Regions from separate parts of the Homo sapiens genome. Here region 2 is linked to region 1. Evidence: chromatin contacts called from ENCODE Hi-C or POLR2A ChIA-PET data. All regions are on one chromosome and are shown on one strand. Each heading gives the region's core, a stretch centred on a gene start or an enhancer-like site at or near the end of the contact. The rest is flanking DNA. Distances are from core to core; before and after follow the strand shown. Region 1 has its middle 39 kb from the start of MIR4472-2. Region 2 has its middle 20 kb from the start of LINC02457.

What was found. A loop is a pair of places that touch in the nucleus more often than their neighbours do. ChIA-PET counts read pairs that join two places held with the same protein, here RNA polymerase II (POLR2A). Pooled maps may share reads with other maps.
Region 2: a loop to region 1 is called in a pooled map, with 2.0 times the contacts of the local background. The contact joins two enhancer-like sites. A Hi-C loop is called at or near these places in 1 of 50 pooled maps. POLR2A ChIA-PET finds 5 or more read pairs at or near these places in 7 of 52 experiments (A673, H1, PC-9 and 3 more).

What each region holds. Positions count from the first base shown.
Region 1 is chr12:116,387,012-116,392,012 of GRCh38, forward strand. No RefSeq gene overlaps it. Among named protein-coding and RNA genes, the nearest start is that of MIR4472-2, 39 kb to the right of the region's middle. Within about 2 kb of position 3,125, at least 6 of the 41 ENCODE cell types and tissues checked have a DNase peak (open chromatin) inside an H3K27ac peak, as active enhancers do; they include PC-9, where a contact is called at or near this core.
Region 2 is chr12:116,493,613-116,497,940 of GRCh38, forward strand. No RefSeq gene overlaps it. Among named protein-coding and RNA genes, the nearest start is that of LINC02457, 20 kb to the right of the region's middle. RefSeq lists enhancers at 3,184-3,738, 3,739-4,292. Within about 2 kb of position 1,804, at least 5 of the 41 ENCODE cell types and tissues checked have a DNase peak (open chromatin) inside an H3K27ac peak, as active enhancers do; they include PC-9, where a contact is called at or near this core.

The sequences.
Region 1 (5,001 bases), core at 1,875-4,374:
CCACCTAATTTTCCGGCGTAAACTGCAGCCCTCGTTTGCTTCCTCGAGCTTGGCCTGAACCCAGCACCTTAATCTGTACCTTGGCCAGGCTCCCAATGCAGATGCAATGTGTACGCTTCCCCATTAGCACAATTATCACATCACTAATGAGGGCTGCCACCATTTATTGAGCTGTTACTATATGCCAGGCTCTGTGCTAAAAGTTTTCCCCAGATCATCTCATTTAGAACTGGCATTAACCCGACGAGCAGATGATTATTTTATGAATGAGCACACTGAAGCAGAGAAATGGGAGTGCTTGACCAAGGTCACCCGTTTGGGGAAGCAGGGCGAGTACAGGTCAGTTCCACTGCACACTGCAGGCCCTGAACCTCCCAATCAACTATACTGTTCTTTAGTTACCTGCAAATTCATCCCCTCTACCGCTAAACCTGGCTCCCTATGTCTCCTAGGGTATTGGATTTTTGAGAACAGGAAGGCACAACTATTATTTTAAAGAAATTATATGAACTGGTGGGGCGTGGTGGCTCACTCCTGTAATCCCAGCACTTTGGGAGGCCAAGCTGGGAGGATCACGTCAGCCTAGGAGTTCAAGACCAGCCTGGGTAACATAGGGAGACCTTGTCTCTACAAAAGAATTAAAAAGATAGCCAGGCGTGGTAGCATGCACCTGTAATTCCAGCTCCTCATGAGGTGGGAGGATCACTTCAGCCTGGGAAGTTGAGGTTGCAGTGAGCCATGATCACACCACTGCACTCCAGCCTGGGTGACAGAGCAAGACCCTGTCTCAAAAAAGAGGAAAAGAAAAGAAAAGAAAAGAAATTGTATGGGCTGGGCGTGGTGACTCACGCCTGTAATCCCAGCACTTTGGGAGGCCGAGGTGGGCGGATCACTGGAGGCCAGGAGTTGGAGATCAGCCTGGCCAACATGATGAAACTCCGTCAATACAAAAAATACAAAAATTAGCTGGGTGTGGTGGTGTGTGTCTGTAATCCCAGCTACTCGGGAGGCTGAGGCAGGAGAATCGCTTGAACCTGGGAGACAGAGGTTGCAGTGAGCAAAATGGTGCCACTGCACTCCAGCCTGGACAACAGAGTGAGACTGTCTCGAAAAAAAATAAAAAATTATATAAACTTACAATTAAATAGATACATTGAATTGAAAGATAAAAGTAATAACACTAAAACTCCTCACTTCTTAATTTACTATGTTCTCCCATTACCTATGCTCTTAAGATTATGATATCTGTTTGGTGAAAATTCTCTACAGTGTCTGCTCCTGTGCCTGTCTTCCCAACTCTGTGTTCAGTGACCTCCCCTTGGGAGTTTGAGATTGACTTTGGTGGGAGTATTTACACCATAGAAATGGGCAAATGCTATATACCAGGGTTTTCCTCCAGAGAACTAGTTATTAAACATTGACCAGCACCACTGATCACAACATTTGTGGTAGGTATTATAAGCCCTTTTAACACAGAAGCGACTGAGGCTTAGGAATGCTAAGTGATTTGGCCGAGATCAATGGCTAGGCAGTGGTGGAGCCAGAATTCGATTCCAGGTCATGTCATCTCTACTGCGTGGATATACCTTCGCGATTGCTGAAGAAGGAAAAATAAAACAGAAGCTCACTCCTTTCCAACCTACTCCCACCCCAGATGCTGCCTTGTGTCTGATTAGTAGAAGCAGAAGGTTGTTGGAGTTGGTTCCAATAGAAGAGTAGTAAGTCCTTGGCCTGGAAAGGAGGGAGTGAGACAAGAAGATGACAAGTTAAAGTTTTAAACAGACTGAAATCTCATTCCACTCACTTGAGCATTCAAGAGCTAGTGCTAAGTTGGCCAATTAAGAGTAATTTCATCTCTAGCGCCTCTTCGAGAGTTATTTAAATAAGACTTTAGAATTAATCTTTCATTTATCCCAAGAATGAAACGCCATTCCTACCCTCCACCCTCCCGCCACACACACACACACACACACACACACACACACACAAATGGAGCCACTCTTTTCAAAAGGATGAAGTGTGGTGTTAAATTAACCTTATTCATCCCACACCTGAGCTGCGGTTCTTCCTGAACTGTGTGGACCTAGCGTTAAGTTGTTGCTTCTTTCAGCTCCACGAGTATTTTTAAGTAGATTCAAAGTCCCTCTTGTGAATGAATCATGAACTCAGCAAACGTCAGAAGAGCCTAAAACTCATCAATTGGTAAATATCATTTGTGCAGTGTTTAAGAGGGCAGATAACTTGCCTCCTCATACAACCCTCATGCAGATGAGAAGTAGGTAATTAAGTCCATCTTAGCCATCTCCTCCCAACTCCTTTATTCTTCCTCGTGAGGATCTGCAGTCTCAGTCTTTGATCTTTCTTTGCTCTGTCCTGAAGTTTCCCCGGCCATGGAAGGAGTCTTGAGCAGAGTGTGAGAATGGCCAGGTGGCGGAAGTGTCTGAGAAGATCCTGCATCGATCCAGAAGCAGTGGGATAAGGAAGGAGCACTGGATGGAAGTCAGGTGTCCTGGGGCCCAGCGCTGGCCCTGCCACACATGGTGTGAGCGCTGAACCCCTGTCCACCTAGCAAAGGTCACATGATGTCCTGGACCCCTGTCCTGTCCTGGACCCATGTCCTGTCCTGGACCCATGTCCTGTCCTGGACCCCCTGTCCACCCAGCAAAGGTCACATGATGTCCTGGACACCTGTCCTGTCCTGGACCCCTGTCCACCCAGCAAAGGTTACATGATGCTGTCTGTAAGCTTCTTTTTATGGTTCTGATATCCAAAGCCACTTAATAGCGTGGAACTTCCACTTCTCCAGTTTAAAAGGTTAAATATGTATATCAGGCTGGCTGGGCTCAGTGGCTCACGTCTATAGTCCCAGCTACTGGGGAGGCTGAGGTGGGAGGATCACTTAAGCCTGGGAGGCGGAGGTTGCAGTAAGCCAAGATGGTGCCACTGCACTCCAGCCTGGGTGACAGCGAGCCCCTGTCTCAAAAACTGTATATGTATATAAGGGCCTACATTTTTGGTTAGGGAGAGAAAGAGAATGAATAAGAAGCTGGTTCTTGTATCTTGAGTCATTACAAACTCCTCTCTCTCCCCCTGCCTGAGGCGTCCTCCTTCTTCATTCTCTATTCAGTTTGCAAGGCTGTTATTCCTGCCAAATGAGTCATTGATGTGGGAAAGTTAATTTATTTTGGCAGACATCACCATTGCTCCGAGAAATAGAGACTATGCACCCACTGTCGCAGAAGACACAAATTATCGTGGTGATTCATTCATTCCTCCCTGCATTCATTCATTCCCAGAATACGTGATTGTTTCTGGAACATACACAAATGGGCAACCCTACCTGTTGTTTTCTGTCTCAGAGAGTAGATGTGAGAATTAAATGAGGTAATATGTAAAAGTGCTTATATAATAATAATAATAACTAATCCTGATTGAGCACGTATTACGTGTCAAGCTGCGTGGTAAGCCTTTTACCTGCTTTATTTATTGTCTTTGATCCTAACACTGCTCTGCAGGGCAGGGATAATGAGTACTTTATTTCAGAGATTCAGAGATTGAAGCTAGGGCAGGTCAAGGTGACCTGGCCACAAGTCATTAAACAGTGCACAAGTGGCAGAGGGAAGCCAGCCCTGAGTCTGGACTTGAAAATATTGCATCATGACCCATATTTATAAGGTATTGATCACAAGGCAGGCATTGGACTTAGAACTTGCTTCTTCTCTCCCATCTTACTCACTTGTCACACAAAACACCTGTGACGTGAGTGCTGTGATTAGCATCTCTATTTTCCAGCTGAGCAAACTGAGATTTGGAGAAGGGAGACAAGTTGCCCAAGGAGTCTCAATTACTGCAGAGCAGAGCTGGGTGCAGGGACAGGAGTCTGGGCTCAGAGGACACTCTGTCTTCACTGTGAGCAGAGAGAGCAGAGAGCTGGCACTTGGGATGTGGGTGTGCCATTTTTGTTAGCCACACTTACCATGAGCACCATGGTCACTCTCTCCAGGGTGCACACATGGTCCCAGGCAATAGATCCTGTGACAGAGACAATGCTGTGGGTTCACCAAATCTTATATTCAGGCTCTGAGACACACAAAGGGGCCCCGGCAATTGCTGAGCGCTGACTAATGGAATGTGGGAGTAAGTGATGAAGGTCACTTCCAGGTTGAGCCTTAAAAAAAACAAAATCCTGTGATCCTATATCTGCTGGCCAGACACAGCAGAGAGTCCCTTGGAAGATCCTGAGATCTTGAAGGACAATGAAACTATCAAATGGAGGATGCCTGGATCCCTGAGTGACTGCATGGAGCAAAGCTCTTTCCAACCTCCCAATTGAGCTGTATTGGACTGTGGTTTGGACCTCAACCTTTACTGGGGTACTCACTGAGATGGGGTTGTTTTTACAGCAGTTAGCTACCTTTACTCATACAGATGTTTTAAGAAGTGTATTGGTGCAATCCTAGCTCACTGCTGACTTGAACTCCCGGGCTCAAGTAATCCTCCCACCTTAGCCTCCTGAGTAGCTGGGACTACAGGTGGCAGCTATAAGAAGTGGTTTTTTTTTTTACATAATCATATTTTGGTCTCGAGTTGCCTTGGGAAAGGGCTTGCCTCCACCAGAACTCAAGCTTCATGAAGGTCTATTCCCTTGCTTTGGGTGCAGGGCCTGGCACACCATAGGTCCTCAGTAAATATTTGTGGAAGTGACTGAATGAACCTCTCATCTCAGAGGTCCTTTGCCCACAAGGACACTTCCTGGATGATGATGGGAAGAAGGTCTTATTCACGTGACTCAGTCCTTCATCCTCTCCCAACTCACTCCAGCTCGCTTTGCATATCTCCAGTATGGATCTGGGGGGACAACCCTAGCAGTAACATCAGGAACCTGCCTGTCAAACAGATGCCACTCTACAAATATCACGCTGACTTCACATCATCCCAATTGGCTGTAAAATCTGGGAAAAGCCAGGCAGAGTGGGCTCCGAGCTGCTCACACCACATTTA
Region 2 (4,328 bases), core at 554-3,053, 110 kb after region 1:
AACTCCTGACCTCAGGTGATTCGCCCGCACAGGACTTCCAAAGTGCTGGGATTACAGGTGTGAGCCACCGCGCCCAGCCTAATCCTGAAATACTTTCCACTCTCAGCAAGACCTGGCTGTGCCTTACTAGTGACTGATCCTTTTTCCCTGTTTCCCCATTTCCTTTATTCTAAGCCAGTGATTCTCAATTACAGGTGACTGTGCAATTACAACATCTGGAGATCCTCCCTCACTGGGGGACAGGTCCTACTGGCACCTCATGGGTAGAGGCGAGGGATGCTACTCAGCATCCTACAGTGCACAGGACAGCCCCCATCACAAAGAATCATCCAGAAAGTCAATAGTGCAGAGATGGAGAAACCCAATGGAGGCCTCCTTTCAATCAGTGTTTTAGGGTAGGTAGGTTCTCTGGAGCAGAAGCTGAGACAGACTTTGAGGTCCAAGGGATCAACATTGTGAAAGGGAGGAAGAGAAGGAGGAGGAGGAGGAGCAGGAGAAGGAGGAGGAGGCGGTAGCAGGACTGGGCATCAGTGAGATGAGGGAGATGAAGTTGAGTTGAAAAATAAAATAAAATAAAAGTGATTTCTTGCTTGTGGCATTTTTAGCTTGTGCAAATCGTCCCCGTAATATTTCTTCTTCCATTTTTAAGAAGTTGAACTGTGATGTGGGCACAAGACCTTGGCCAGCCCCATGGGCATAGATGACCTGTCAGAGTTGTCCCTGCCATGGGCCAAATTGGCCAGGTCTTTATATTCCTGTAGGGGTCAGTCACTGGATACAGGCTGAACTGGGAAGGGTACAGCCTGTGCGAGCTGGCTGCAGACAGCAGAGGCAATTCCTGAGGGGGGCTGACAGCTGTATGCCATCTGTGAGCCACCTTCCCAGCAGCTGAACTCTAAGTCCTTCCTTGAAGGCGGATCCAGGTGGCTTATCACCGTGTTCATCACAATGAATAACCATTGACCTGCTAGTTCATGCATCCACTAATTCAGGAAGTTTTGATGAAAAGAGCAGTCCCAGTTAGAACCTACACATAGATGAGTAGGTCTCCATAAGCCAATGCGATTAGCACAACTGAAGACAAAGGAGAAGCCTGGAAAATAAAATTTATATTTCTAACTTTGTTTTCCCTAAGTCAAATGAGATGCATACAACGTATCTCTTGGTCAGCATTAAGATGAATGGGTGAATTGATGAATGAATGAATGAGAGGTTGCAGTGGCTCATGCCTGTAATCCCAGCACTTTGGGAGGCCGAGACAGGTGGATTGCTTGAACCCAGGGGTTCAAGACCAGCCTGGGCAACATAGCAAGACCCCGTCTCTACAAAAGATTTTAAAATTAGCTGGGTGTGGTGGCGTGCATCTGTGGTCCCAGCTACTCAGGATGCTGAGGTGGGTGGATCACTTGAGCCTGGGAGGTTGAGGCTGCAGTGAGCTATGTTTGCACCACTGCACTCCAGCCTGTGTGACAGAGCAAGACCCTATCTCAAAAAATAAAGAAAGAAAAGAAAAGAAGGGGGCATAGTAATAGTGGCCATTGATTATTTAGTGTGCCAGGAGCTCTGCTAAGTGATCTATATATATGATCTCTCAACCTCACAAAAGCCTTTTAGGGTTTTTCACCCCATTTTATGGATAAGGCTTGACTTAATCACCTATTGCTGCAGAACAAACTACCTAAAAATATAGTGGCTTAAAGCACTCACATGGCTGTTGGCTGGAGGCCTCAGTTCCTCCACAGGGACATTCCCACAGGGCTGTCGAAGGCTCCGCATTCCCTGGCAGCTGGCTTCTCCCAGAATGAGTGATCCAAAAGACTCCAAGGAGGAAGCCACAAGGCACTGGGTGACCCTGCCTTGGAAGTCACACAGTGTCACCTAGCCACATTCCTTTACTTAGAAGTGAGTCATTAAGCCTGGCCCATGCTCAAGAGAAGAGGAGTTAGGCTCCTTCTTTTGAAGAAAGGAGTAGCAAAGAATTTGTGGGTATTTAAAACCACCCCAAGGCTCAAGCTATATAATTGGTATTTGGTGAAACTGGGGTTTATCCATTCATTCATTCCATAAATAGCAGCACTTCTGTCTTTGCAGTCCAATGTGGTAGCCACTTGCCACATAGGCTGTTGAACAGTTGAAACACAGTTGATGTGCCTGAGGAATTGTATTTTTTATTTTATTCAACTTTATTTAATTTAAATTTAAAACTAAAAAACTGATTCATTTAACTGTTGGAAAACTTTGACATCTGTTTGGAATAACTTAGCCTCCTTGTAAATTTTATAAAACCTAATAAGATCAAGTATTTCCAGCCGGGCACGGTGGCTTATGCCTGTAATCCCAGCTACTTGGGAGGCTGAGGCAGAAGAATTGCTTGAACCCAGGAGGCGGAGGTTGTAGTGAGCCGAGATTGCGCTATTGCACTCCAGCCTGGGCAACAGGGCAAGATTCTTGTCTCAGAAAAAAAAAAAAAAAAGATCAAATATTTCCAATGAAAATTTAGACCCAAATTGAGATGTGCTGTAATATAAAATATACACTGGATTTTGAAGACTTAGTATGAGCAAAAAATAATGTAAACTACCACATTCACATTTTTGTATTGATCACACGTGGAAATGAAAATGTTTTTGGATATATTGGATTAAATAAAATATATTACTAAAATTAGTAAATTAGTTTTATCTGTTTCTTTTGACTTTTTTTTTTTATTTTAAAGAGACAGGGTGTCACCCAGGCTGGGGTGTTGAGATCATAGCTCACTGCAACCTTGAACTCGTAGGCTCAAGCGATCCTCCCGCCTCAGCCTCCCAAAGCACTGGGGTTACAGGCATGAGGTACCACATGCCTGTACCTTTCTGTTTCTGTTTCTTTCTGTTTTTTAAGGTGGCTGTTTAAAAAATTGTAAATTATTATGCCTGTAACTACTAGCACTTTGGGAGGCCAAGGCGGGCAGATCTCTTGAGGTCAGGAGTTTGAGACTGGCCTGGCCAACATGGCAAAACCCCATCTCTACCAACAATACAAAAATTAACCAGGCCTGGTAGTGTGTGCCTGCAATCCCGGCTACTCTGGAGGCTGAGGCATAAGAATCACTAGAACACAGGAGGCAGAGGTTGCAGTGAGCCAAGATTGCGCCACTGCACTCCAGCCTGGACAACAGAGTGAGAGTCTTGTCTCAAAAAAAATTTTTTTAATTAAAAATAAATAAACTACCTATGTGGCTTATCTTATATTTAGATGAATGGCACTGTATTCCATACTAAATGCTATGGATCCATAGTTCCTACTTTCATGGGGCTTGCCATCAAAAGAAGACAGCTATTAAGTAATTAATCCAAAGACTCAATTGAAAAATGATGTTACAAGGCAGAGATCAGGGGAGCTGTGAGTTTCACAGGGGATCTGGCCCAGATTGGCCTGTCTCCTAAGTAAGCCGGTGATTTGAGAAGGGAGGGAGTTACAAAGCCCAGGCGTGGGAGCATCTGGTGGGAGGTGGATGGCAGAGTCTCTGCACTGGGGGACAAGGCACCAGCTCCCGGGGTTCAGAGCCAGAGGAAGCGGATGCACCAGGAACGCTGTCACTTTGATGTGCAGGCAGCGAGGCGGCAGGGCGCGGCTGGGCTGCCCTCAGCTGTCAGGTTGGCACTTGCTGCCCTGCCTACGCAGTAGCCAGGCTCCGGAGGCCTCCAGATATCTCTGGGCGTGGCCTCCTGTGGCTGTGCTGGAAATCACCTGGGGGTCCCACAAAAGCTAAGCACCAAGCAGGAGGCTGGCCCTGGCTCTGACCTGGGCCAACCCTGAGTTCCGGATCTCTGGGTTCTTGCCCAGGCACAGGCCGGAAGGTGCCTTTGACAACCACGCAAGGGCTGGACCATGACAACTGGGACTTTCTGAGTCCCTGCTGCTGGCTGGCCAGTGGCTCATGGCAGCCTCGGGTGATTCAACCTGGCCCCTTAGCCACATTTCTCCTTCCTTCCCCAAATCCGCCCTTCTTATGTGACCCAAATTCCTATTGTTCCTAAAACACACCAGGCTCGTAGCAGCCACAGGACCTTTGCCACTTGCCATATCGTCTCCCTAGAACAACTCCCTTCACATATTGGCATAGTTGGCATCTTCTTGCCATGTGAGTCTCAGCTCGAGTCACCTCCACCCCTGACCACTTTCCTAACATTCTCTCCATGCCTTGAGTCTTTATAGTGACTCTCTGTCTCATTTCCCTGCGGATTTTTGTTCAGGTCATACTCCTCACTACCTTTCTTTAAATAAATAAATAAATGTAAGGCTGGACTCAGTGGCTCATGCCTGTAATCCCAGCACCTTGGGAG